Linked DNA regions of Homo sapiens: all the other regions are linked to region 1. A link is a contact called in ENCODE Hi-C or POLR2A ChIA-PET data. All regions are on one chromosome and are shown on one strand. The core of a region is the stretch at or near the end of the contact, and the rest is flanking DNA. Distances in the headings are between cores, read along the strand shown.

Evidence for each region. Hi-C counts contacts between places; a loop is a spot of excess contacts on that map. ChIA-PET counts read pairs that join two places held with the same protein, here RNA polymerase II (POLR2A). Pooled maps may share reads with other maps.
Region 2: a loop to region 1 is called in a map of IMR-90, with 5 times the contacts of the local background. The contact joins the enhancer-like site here to the promoter of BNC2 in region 1. A Hi-C loop is called at or near these places in 4 of 168 maps with a recorded cell type or tissue (IMR-90, colonic mucosa, heart left ventricle and 1 more) and 3 of 50 pooled maps. POLR2A ChIA-PET finds 5 or more read pairs at or near these places in 3 of 52 experiments (WTC11 and endothelial cell of umbilical vein).
Region 3: a map of ascending aorta shows a loop between it and region 1 (3-fold over the local background). The contact joins the enhancer-like site here to the promoter of BNC2 in region 1. A Hi-C loop is called at or near these places in 6 of 168 maps with a recorded cell type or tissue (IMR-90, aorta, ascending aorta and 3 more) and 6 of 50 pooled maps. POLR2A ChIA-PET finds 5 or more read pairs at or near these places in 4 of 52 experiments (AG04449, AG04450, BJ and 1 more).

The regions. Positions count from the first base shown.
Region 1 is chr9:16,868,889-16,872,072 of GRCh38, reverse strand. It overlaps BNC2 (basonuclin zinc finger protein 2), which reads left to right and starts at 1,403. Exons shown (of 7, transcript NM_017637.6): 1 at 1,403-1,427. The coding sequence starts at 1,425.
Region 2 is chr9:16,794,171-16,797,052 of GRCh38, reverse strand. The region is part of intron 1 of BNC2 (basonuclin zinc finger protein 2); the gene reads left to right. Among named protein-coding and RNA genes, the nearest start is that of BNC2-AS1, 69 kb to the right of the region's middle. RefSeq lists an enhancer at 716-1,217. Within about 2 kb of position 1,517, at least 4 of the 41 ENCODE cell types and tissues checked have a DNase peak (open chromatin) inside an H3K27ac peak, as active enhancers do.
Region 3 is chr9:16,984,616-16,987,655 of GRCh38, reverse strand. No RefSeq gene overlaps it. Among named protein-coding and RNA genes, the nearest start is that of BNC2, 120 kb to the right of the region's middle. Within about 2 kb of position 1,580, at least 3 of the 41 ENCODE cell types and tissues checked have a DNase peak (open chromatin) inside an H3K27ac peak, as active enhancers do; they include IMR-90 and ascending aorta, where a contact is called at or near this core.

The DNA of each region.
Region 1 (3,184 bases), core at 154-2,653:
ACAAAGTGTACGTTAGTTAGATGATGATGATTAAGCTCCCCCCCCACCCCCGCCCCATTCTTGCGGCCGGGGAGTGTGTTTTGCCTGTATTTAAGAAATATCGTTCAGCTGCAGGCGTGTGCGCGCTTAGGCTGTAGTCGGCGTTTCTGAGTCTCCAGGGCAGGGTGACTTGGGTCGGCTGAGTGTCACCCACAGATGTGACTGTTCTTTCCCCCGCGGGCGCGACAGCCTCCTTCCTCTCCAGCCCGAGGCCCGCGGCCCAGACCACGGGAAAGGGAAGGAAGCCCTCGCCGCAAGCCGGCGTCTGGGCCGGCACAAAACGCTCCGCCACCAGAAAAACTTTTTTCCCCCAGCTGCGCGCAACTTTTGGCCTTTTCTCCCAGCACGTTCGCGTCCCAGGTTTCTGTCCGCTGGGTTTTCCTCCGCCTCACTCGCCTTCTCCCCAGCGGCGCGCGGAGGAGCTGGGCTGAGAGGGTCGCGGGGAGCCGGGTCGGCCGCGGCTGGGACGCTGGGGAAGGGGCAGGGGAGGAGGGGGCGTGCGGGGCTGGGGAGGAGGAACTGGTCAAAGGGGACAGAGACGCCCGAGTGCCCGAAAAGGAAAGAGCTGCCGCGGTTTGCTGCAGTCGGAATAAAGTTCGCGCCCTTTCCTCGGCGTTTCGCAGCCTCCTCTCCTTGCTCCGCTCCCCACCCCCGCCCCGCAATTTTTTTTTGTGTGTGTGTGACAGCTGGGCGCTAGCGGCCACCTCTACCTCCACGCCCGCAGCTCCCCGGGGGGGGGGGGGGGCGCCAGGGTTGTTTTTCCATCCCCACAAAGTTGTTTTTTCCATCCCCAGAAAGAGAGAGCAAGAACAACCCAAACAACAAACAAGCCCCCAAAGAAGTCACGGGGCGGTGGGGGGAGGGAGAAACATACATCCTCCTTCCCCAAGCCCCTGGACCTCTGAGGACAAACAACACAACGACCGACTTTTATTTTGCAAAAGGGAAGCAACATTGTAGTCACGACAATTCTGCAGAGAGAGGAAAAACTTGTGGGGCTTGCACGGCCGCCGAGGTCACCTCGCCCGCCGGTCCCCCGCCTCCCGCGAGCAGGGCAGCCCCCTCCCGGGACAAGCCGTTCCCTTTTTTTTTTTTTTTGTCCCGAGGAGGAGCCGGGGAACCGTGCCGGCTGGGACTCGGGGCGCGAGCGCGACCCCGGCGCGAGTGTAAATCAGTCACCTGAGCGCAGAGGGGCCGCGGCGAGGGCGCGCGCGGGCGGGCGGGGAGGCGGAGGCGGCGAGAGCGGAGGCCCGGAGGAACTCGGAGGGGGAGGGAGAGAAAGGCCGAGACGGAGGGAGCCAGCGGCGGCCGAGGGGCTGGTCCAGGCGCGGCCGCTAAGAGGAGACCAAGAGGCGGGGGCTGCACTTGACAACCAGCATGCCGAGATGGTAAGAAGTTTCCACCCTCCTTCCTCTTTTATTCTAGACTTCCTCAGAAATGACCCCCGCGCCCGAGCGCCACCGGGGCCGCCCGGGGGCCGTGTCCGCCCTCCGGCCCGCGGCGTGAGGGGCAAGGGGCGCTGAGGAGGGCGGGCCGGGGACCAGAACCCCGGTCCGACCTGATCCCCGCTGCGCTCCCAGTGGCCTCCCCTAAACTTGGCCCCAAGTTTCTGAGGCGAGCTCTAGGTGGGAGGGTGCACGTGAGAGGGGGCTTCTCAAGGTCGGCCCCGCTCGCGGCTTCCGCGCGAAGGTGAGCGGCTGGCTAGGGGAGGCTCCAGGGCGTTGGGGACGGGCTGGGGGGACGAGGTGGAGGGGAGTGGGGGATGAATGGAGCGCTGGCAGGAGCTCGGGGAAGAGAGGAAGGCGGCTGGGACCTACGGGAACTTTTACAACTTGCCGCCGAGTGAGGGACCGGCGGCTGGGCGTGGGTGCCGGGTGCGCTGGGGCGCAGCCGCCCGGGCCCGGCACGTTGACTCTTCCTCTCCCCTTGTCTTCACATTCGGAATCTTCCCGTGGTAAATGGAGATGGGAGGAAATGCTCCCGCAGGCTTTACGGAGAAGGTGCAGAACGCAGGGCAGGAAAATCAACCTTGCAGAGACGGCTCTTTTCGAAGTGCAATTCTATAGGAGCCGATTTGTTTTACTTGCACGTTGACTGGAGGGTGGGATTTGGGGCCTGGGGAGGGAGCAGAATAAAAAATTATATATGCTGAAAAACCCTAGGTGAAATCTCCTGTGAAGTGAGTTTAAGGTTGAAAAAAAGTTCCAAGTGCAAGTGGTGGAGGAGATGGGCTGGCTTTGCCAAGCGAGACTCCAGCACAGCCCCTCTACGAGAAGCGACTTCTTTGCAGCGAGGAAGCGTGCAATTAGTTCGCCTGGTGATGAGCCGCTCTGTCCGCTTTCGGGGAAGTGATTTGTTAGAAATGGGGCTTGACCACTCCCTTCTTTTTAGTTTGCTTCCTCCCAGCGTCGCTATTGTTACCCCCACTTGGGGATCTGACATGGTGTATTCCGTATATAGAGGGAACATATGAGAATACAGGTGAGATAGCGGGTTGGCATTTTTTCCTCTTCCCTGCTCCCTAATGTGACATCTCTTGTTTCAGTGATCAAAGTCACAACTGGAGTGTAGGAGATGGGACTGTCAAATGCAGGGGCGCGTACACACACACACACACACAAAAGCAAGAGCCCAGGACTGTGGTTACAGTAACGCTGACAGAAATTAAAGTGGTTTTGAAAGCAGCGTGCGATTTATGATGGTTCCCATTTACCCTAGAGTCAAGCTGTTGTAAAACTGACGTACAAAAGACATCATAAAATAATCCTGTGTACCCAGGATTAAAGTGGCAAAAAGTGGCCTGTTTTATTTTTATATACTTCGTGGACACTTGGAATTGTTGAAAGCCGTGTTTAAGTGAGACATCACAACAATATTAAATATATCTGTTTAGAGCTTGAGAGTTTTTCTTCTAACGGGCGTTTTACACAAGAACACTGTAAAAGCCGGTGGCAGGTATTATTTTTCTTCCCTTTACCCTAGCCTATGTTAACTATTTGTCTACACATGTATTCCTATATCCTAATGACTTTGAACTGTGGCTAAGCCTGTCTGCCTTCCACTGCTTTGTATTCTGCAATTTCACGTGTTACTGTCCACACGCATACATGCTTTAAATGGGAGGAATTTATTTCTGGCACGTTAC
Region 2 (2,882 bases), core at 268-2,767, 75 kb after region 1:
CCTGTTGCACTTTATTACTACCAACACCATATTTTGTGAGGTAGTCAGGTAGCTACCTTAACAAAAGCTACCTCTTGTTTTGTGCCATATCGTAGAAGCCCCACTTTTGCTAACAGACTGAAGCAAGTGTTCAACTTGCGACAATTTAAGGAAAATTTGACAGTATTTGACCTTGTACAGAGACCCACAAAAGGCATTAGTTGAAGATAAATAAATGGTAGTTAGCAATCCTAATTTGAATTTTTGTACACTTGTGTGTGTGTTTATAGATAATGTTTCCCATTTATAAAGATTTGTCAAATACGATTCTACTCAAGTACATTCTCTTGAAACAGCAGGAATTCTATGGAATAAGGATTTCTTTCTTTCTTTCTTTTCTCTTCTTTTCTTTCTTTTTTTTTCTCTTTCCTTTCCTTTCCCTTTCCCTTCCCTTTCCCTTTCCCTTCCCTTCCCTTCCTTTCCTTTTCTTTCTTTTTTTTTTGAGACGGAGTCTCACTCTGTCACCCAGGCTGGAGTGCATTGACGTGATCTCGGCTTACTGCAAGCTCCGCCTCCTGGGTTCACACCATTCTCCTGCCTTTCATGATTTCTTATTAAGCAGTCTCCTATACTTCCTTGCTTCCTGAGACTTCTTCATTAAATATGTACTATTTCAAATGTTTTAAATTTCCTAGTCCTGTCAGCACAGGGCTTTAAGTTAGAAGACATCAGTTATGAAATCTATCAGGGTGTAGTTATTTAAAGGACTAGACTTTTGTGAAATTTTTAATTATATGGGATTATACTTATGCTATATTAATTGAAAAGAAATGGATGTAAAACTATATAAAGTACTTACGAAAGAAGCCAAGTTAATTGTGCCTTGGTTAGATAGTGAATGGTTAATGCCATTTTGTGTCATACTGGCTTTGTCTCTGTTTTATGTACCTGCTGTCTCACTAACAGTGTTGCTTAGTAGAAGGAGTGTGGGCTTTGAAGTGAGATGGGTTTGGGGCTTCACTCCATTGTCTTCATTTAAGAGCTTTGAGACTGCGTAAATTGTCTCTCTGAGCCTTAGTTCTGGTTAGACTTGGATGCTCTCTCCTTTGCAAGGTTTCTTTATCCTGAAAGTGGCTTGCTCTTGGAGGTGCTTAGTAAATGTTAGCTCTTTTTCTCTTCCTAACCATGACCTTTACCTCCCATCCTCTTTCCCTGGCATTCTGCAAGGATTAGTTCAGGGATTAAAGCAACTTGGAAACGTTTTAGTTTCATACTGTCATTTTTAGTGGTTTGCCTTTTAAATCATCTCTTTACTGTAAAAGTCTTGGTTCCTATAAATCTCACACCCTTGGGAACCAAACTCATGACAATCATGAAGTGTCTTACTTCAAAGGATAAGAAAACCAAGCAAACCAAAATCATGATATCCTCTCTGGAGCAGTGTGTGTGAGCCTGGGATCAGCCTGGGAATGTTGGTTAATGGTGTCACCATCCTCCTCTCGCTGGCAGTGATGTGGAGGGTGTGGAGAGGACATGGGCTGAGCTAGGGTTTATAATTGCATGGCCGTCTGGCCTTCCTTGAGCATTCTTTCCCTTCCAGGATTCCTGTAATTGTCATCAGATGGCTCAGTCTCCCAATGTTTCCGGTATTGCAATGACTTCTGGAGTGTGTTTAAAAAAAAAAAAAAAAGCCAGAATTAGCAGTTAGCAGTCATCATTTGTTTGTGTCAGTTCTGTTGTGTGTAGAGGCGTGCAGATTGGGCGTCTCTGGACTGTAGAAAGACCGGTCACATGTGGAGTTCGCCTTACTATCTTGTGTTGAACCTTCCTACTTCCTTTGCTTATTCTTTTCCGCCTACACTGCTTTAAAGGACTCCCTGAAAAAAAAAGTGAGAAAAGATGCAGGCAGTGTTCCTGTTTTCAACTCTAGTCAGCCTTCTTTTTATTCTCATTGTTCTGGAAACTTGAGAGGATTGCATCTTTCTTGGATCTGCTAAAGGCCTAGGGAGGTTGAGAGTTGGACTGGATAGTGAGTGAACCCTGTGAAGAATGATTCCAAGTCTTGGGCTGTTCGTGGGCATGGAGGAGGAGAGAGTATTTGTATTTTCCTTTATCATGAACTTATCACTAAAGGCCCAAATATAGGAATATATCTTGCATGGGTTTTTTTTTTCCCCCATCAGATAAGCTGTTGTAATTTGAGCCTGACACTTCTTCTTGAGGAAGGGGAAAATTGTGTAAATGAAAAAGGACAGCTAATTTTTTGAAAAACAAATCTGGAGTGATTGAGAGGTCTAAACCCCCAAAAGTGTAAAATTGAAGAGAACTAATATGGTTAATTTTGCTTCATGGTGTTAGCTGAGGAATTGTGTTTTTTAAAAGCCCTTTGATTTACTGGCTCTTACTCACCTAATGGGTAAAGTATTATAGTTCATTGCATTCTGGTGCCTTTGTTTGTCTAATGGTGGAGTGTTTTTCTTAAGTTACAGGGACCCAGGCCTAGATGATGATAATGACTATAGTGCATCTTTACAAAAAACAGCCCTTTTACAGTTGTCATACGGATCTTTTAGAATAATTGAGGTGAATTTTAATGCCAACCCTGTTAATGATGTCTATCCCACCTCTCTCTTCCCAGGTGGCTGGGGGTGGCGGTTGGAAACAGGAGAGCCTTGGTCTTAATGAACAGACAGGAGATATCTCAAGATTAATGTGAAAAAAGCTCAGTCATGATAATTGCATTCCCCTCGGCAGTGATTGGTTTACGAGCAGTCATGTGATTAAGTTCTGACCAATACTTTGTAAGAGGAAGTCTGCTGGGGGACGGTAGTGAGAGTTTCCCATCTGGAATAAAAAACACATCACTGCTTGAAATGTGGCTGAGATGCTTACAGAGGAGATGG
Region 3 (3,040 bases), core at 331-2,830, 120 kb before region 1:
CTTCACCAAGAAGTATTTGCCCGTGCCAAAAATATACATTGGCAACATGCTTTCCTTCTCCCTCCCTACCACCCCGCATGTTTCCGTGAGTAGAAATGTTTTATTCCTTTCCCCCACTACTCACAGGCTAGCACACTCCACGGCAGAAATGCAGAAAGAGGGCAGGCCCTGAGTTTTTATGACACAGGCCTCCCCAGTATATTCTTCCCCCGACCTTCCACTTTAGGGAACTAATTCAAAGGGAACATGCATTTGGAAATGTAGGCTCATGCTTGTCTGTAAGATTTTTACCACAAGGGAAAGTGTGGTCGCCAACAATGAACTGGCACCCATATATTTTAAGCTCTGCCCTTTCCAGCAGTTCAGCATGTGTCTCACCACAAAGCCAAGCCACATTTAGGTAGCTTGAGCTTAAGGAGAAGAGAGAAGATCAAATACCTTTTGTTCCCAATAGGCTAACTACTCTAAACAGCAACACCCTGGATTGGCATGCTGAGGCACAGTCACAAGCCACAACTGTGGTTCTTAAACTGATGCCAGGAACTGAAAGGAAACACACACACATGCACACGCACCCACACACACACACTCACACTCACAAAGCTCTACTGTGGAGCAGCAGCAGGAGGAGAGGGTGGCTGCAGATGACATATTTGATTCATGTTGTCTTTTATTCACAGTCTAACATATCACTTTAGCTTCTAAGATTTGCCTCATAGGGACTACAGTTTACATGCCCCTGTGTGAGTGTGTATGTGTCCCACTCAAATCTATTGGTCTCTGCAACCGTAATGATCTAGTCTGCAATATTTTTCTAATGTCTCTCTTCTGGTTTTTGTAGAAATGACTTCATTGTTTCATTAGCTGGAAAATCTGGATCTGATCTTTGGAAGAAGGATTTGGAACATAGTGACTGTACCTTTAATGAAAAGATTAACAATGCTTCAGAGCTGAATTGCCCTGGATTTGTTTAGAATAGGCCTTGCGTTTTGCTTTTTTGAGGAGGAACTTACATACCAAGTCTTGTCCTGGATTTATATACCATTCCAATCCCCTCGCCCATGTTCTAAATAAAGGTAGTATGACTATACGTTTGAAATAAGAAATAACTCCAGTGTGCTATGCTTTGTTTATAAAAATGAATGCTAGACATTTTCCTGGATCTTTGTGAGAAATGACATCCTATACTGATGCCCTCTCTGTAATCACAATACTAACCACTTCCAGCCCCTCGTATTGTGTTGCAGCATTTTGATGATGTTTAGCTTTACACTTATTCAAGAACCATGTCCCGCTTGATTATCCTTTTTCCTGCATTGCTGGCGGAGCACATGCCATCCTAGTCTCCGCAGAATTACACACACTTCCACTGATTTTGCTGGCTGAGCATTGGGGATGCAGATTGGCCAGGCATCCTCAGTCGGTCCTTTTCCTAATTTGGTACTACTGTCAGCCTGTCCCTGGCAACACCATGACACCCCACTCACTCCTTGGGTTGCTCACCAGGGGAGGGGACATGTGTGACCCAGTCTTGTTGCTGAGGAAATGAAGCACATTCATTTACGCTGCTGCTGCTCACAGCCGAAAAAGGCCAAGACAAACAGTGACACAGCACACTGAACTCTGCTGAAACGTCCAGACTTTCTCCCAGTCTGGGACTCCTGCCCTGTGAGTCCTAAATGTATAAGGGTGGTTTTCTCCCTCCCTTTTTCCTTCATTCTCCTTCCACTCCCAAATTTGCCAGTCATCAATACCAGCACTCCAGAAGGAAGATATTTTTAATCATGAGATTTAAAGATTGCACACTGCTCCGAGGACTCCCCACCCCTGCCCCCACCCCATCCTTCCTCCCAGTCAGGGAAGGAGAGAAGAGGGTAAGCTCCAGGTCCTCCAAACCCTTCAATGAGGGCGGCTCTGCCTTGATCTTTTGATATGTTAAGGCTCCTTAAAAGAGTTCCTTTGTCAGATGATTCTGTAATTAAAAAAAAAAAAAAAAAAAATGTTGGCCAGGCATGGTGGCTCACGCCTGTAATCCCAGCACTCTGGGAGGCCGAGGCAGGCAGATCACGAGGTCAGGAGATCGAGACTGTCCTGGTTAACACGGTGAAACCCCATCTCTACTAAAAATACAAAAAATTAGCCAGGCGTGGTGGCAGGTGCCTGTAGTCTCAGCTACTCTGGAGGCTGAGGCAGGAGAATGGCGTGAACCCGGGAGGCGGAGCTTGCAGTGAGTCGAGATCATGCCACCGCACTCCAGCCTGGGCAACAGGGTGGGACTACATCTCAAAAAAAAAAAAAAAAAAAAAAAAAAGGCGGGGAACCACTCAGGTTGGAGAAGGGAGTGATCCTAAGATCCCAGTCAGTTGGACCAGGACCTGTAAGTATCCACCTCCTCAGCCTCAGGATTTTCCCACCACACTCCCTTCTCCTCTGGAGAAAATGGATCAATCAAATGCTACATTGATCAGTAGCTATACCACAGAAAGCCACAACCACCCTCCCACCCTATGCTTTATAACAACCCTGGCCATGCCTAGGAAAGGTGCCCAGTGGAGCCCTTGTCCTCATCCTTGTGGGGAGCAACAGGCTATGGCAGCCAGTTCCCACCTCCAGATATCTGGCCCTGGATTACCAGACAAGAGGTACTTAAAGCTAAACATGCTTGGAATTGGGCAGCACTAGTAGCTAAGGGTCTGTGAATGTGCTCGTAGATCCCCTGATTAAATCCCCGCACACACACACACACCCCAACACTTGCTGAAAGAGGAAACCTCTTCGGGCCCCATCCTTCTCTAAGACAGAGTCTAAAGAAGAGGGTTTCATCACTGCCACTCCTCCTAGGAGAGCCAGCCTGGCTGGAATTTGCTTCCTCTTCTCCCTCTGTCCCTTTGCATCCCTGCCCTTCCTTCCTCCCAGGCTAGGAATTCCTGGTCTCCTACATTGGCACAGCTTCCAGCTACCCTTTCTGCCACGTACAGGAGGAAAGAGTTTTTTCCGCTCACTCATAAATATTCACTGAATGCCTTGTTGCCGTCTCACG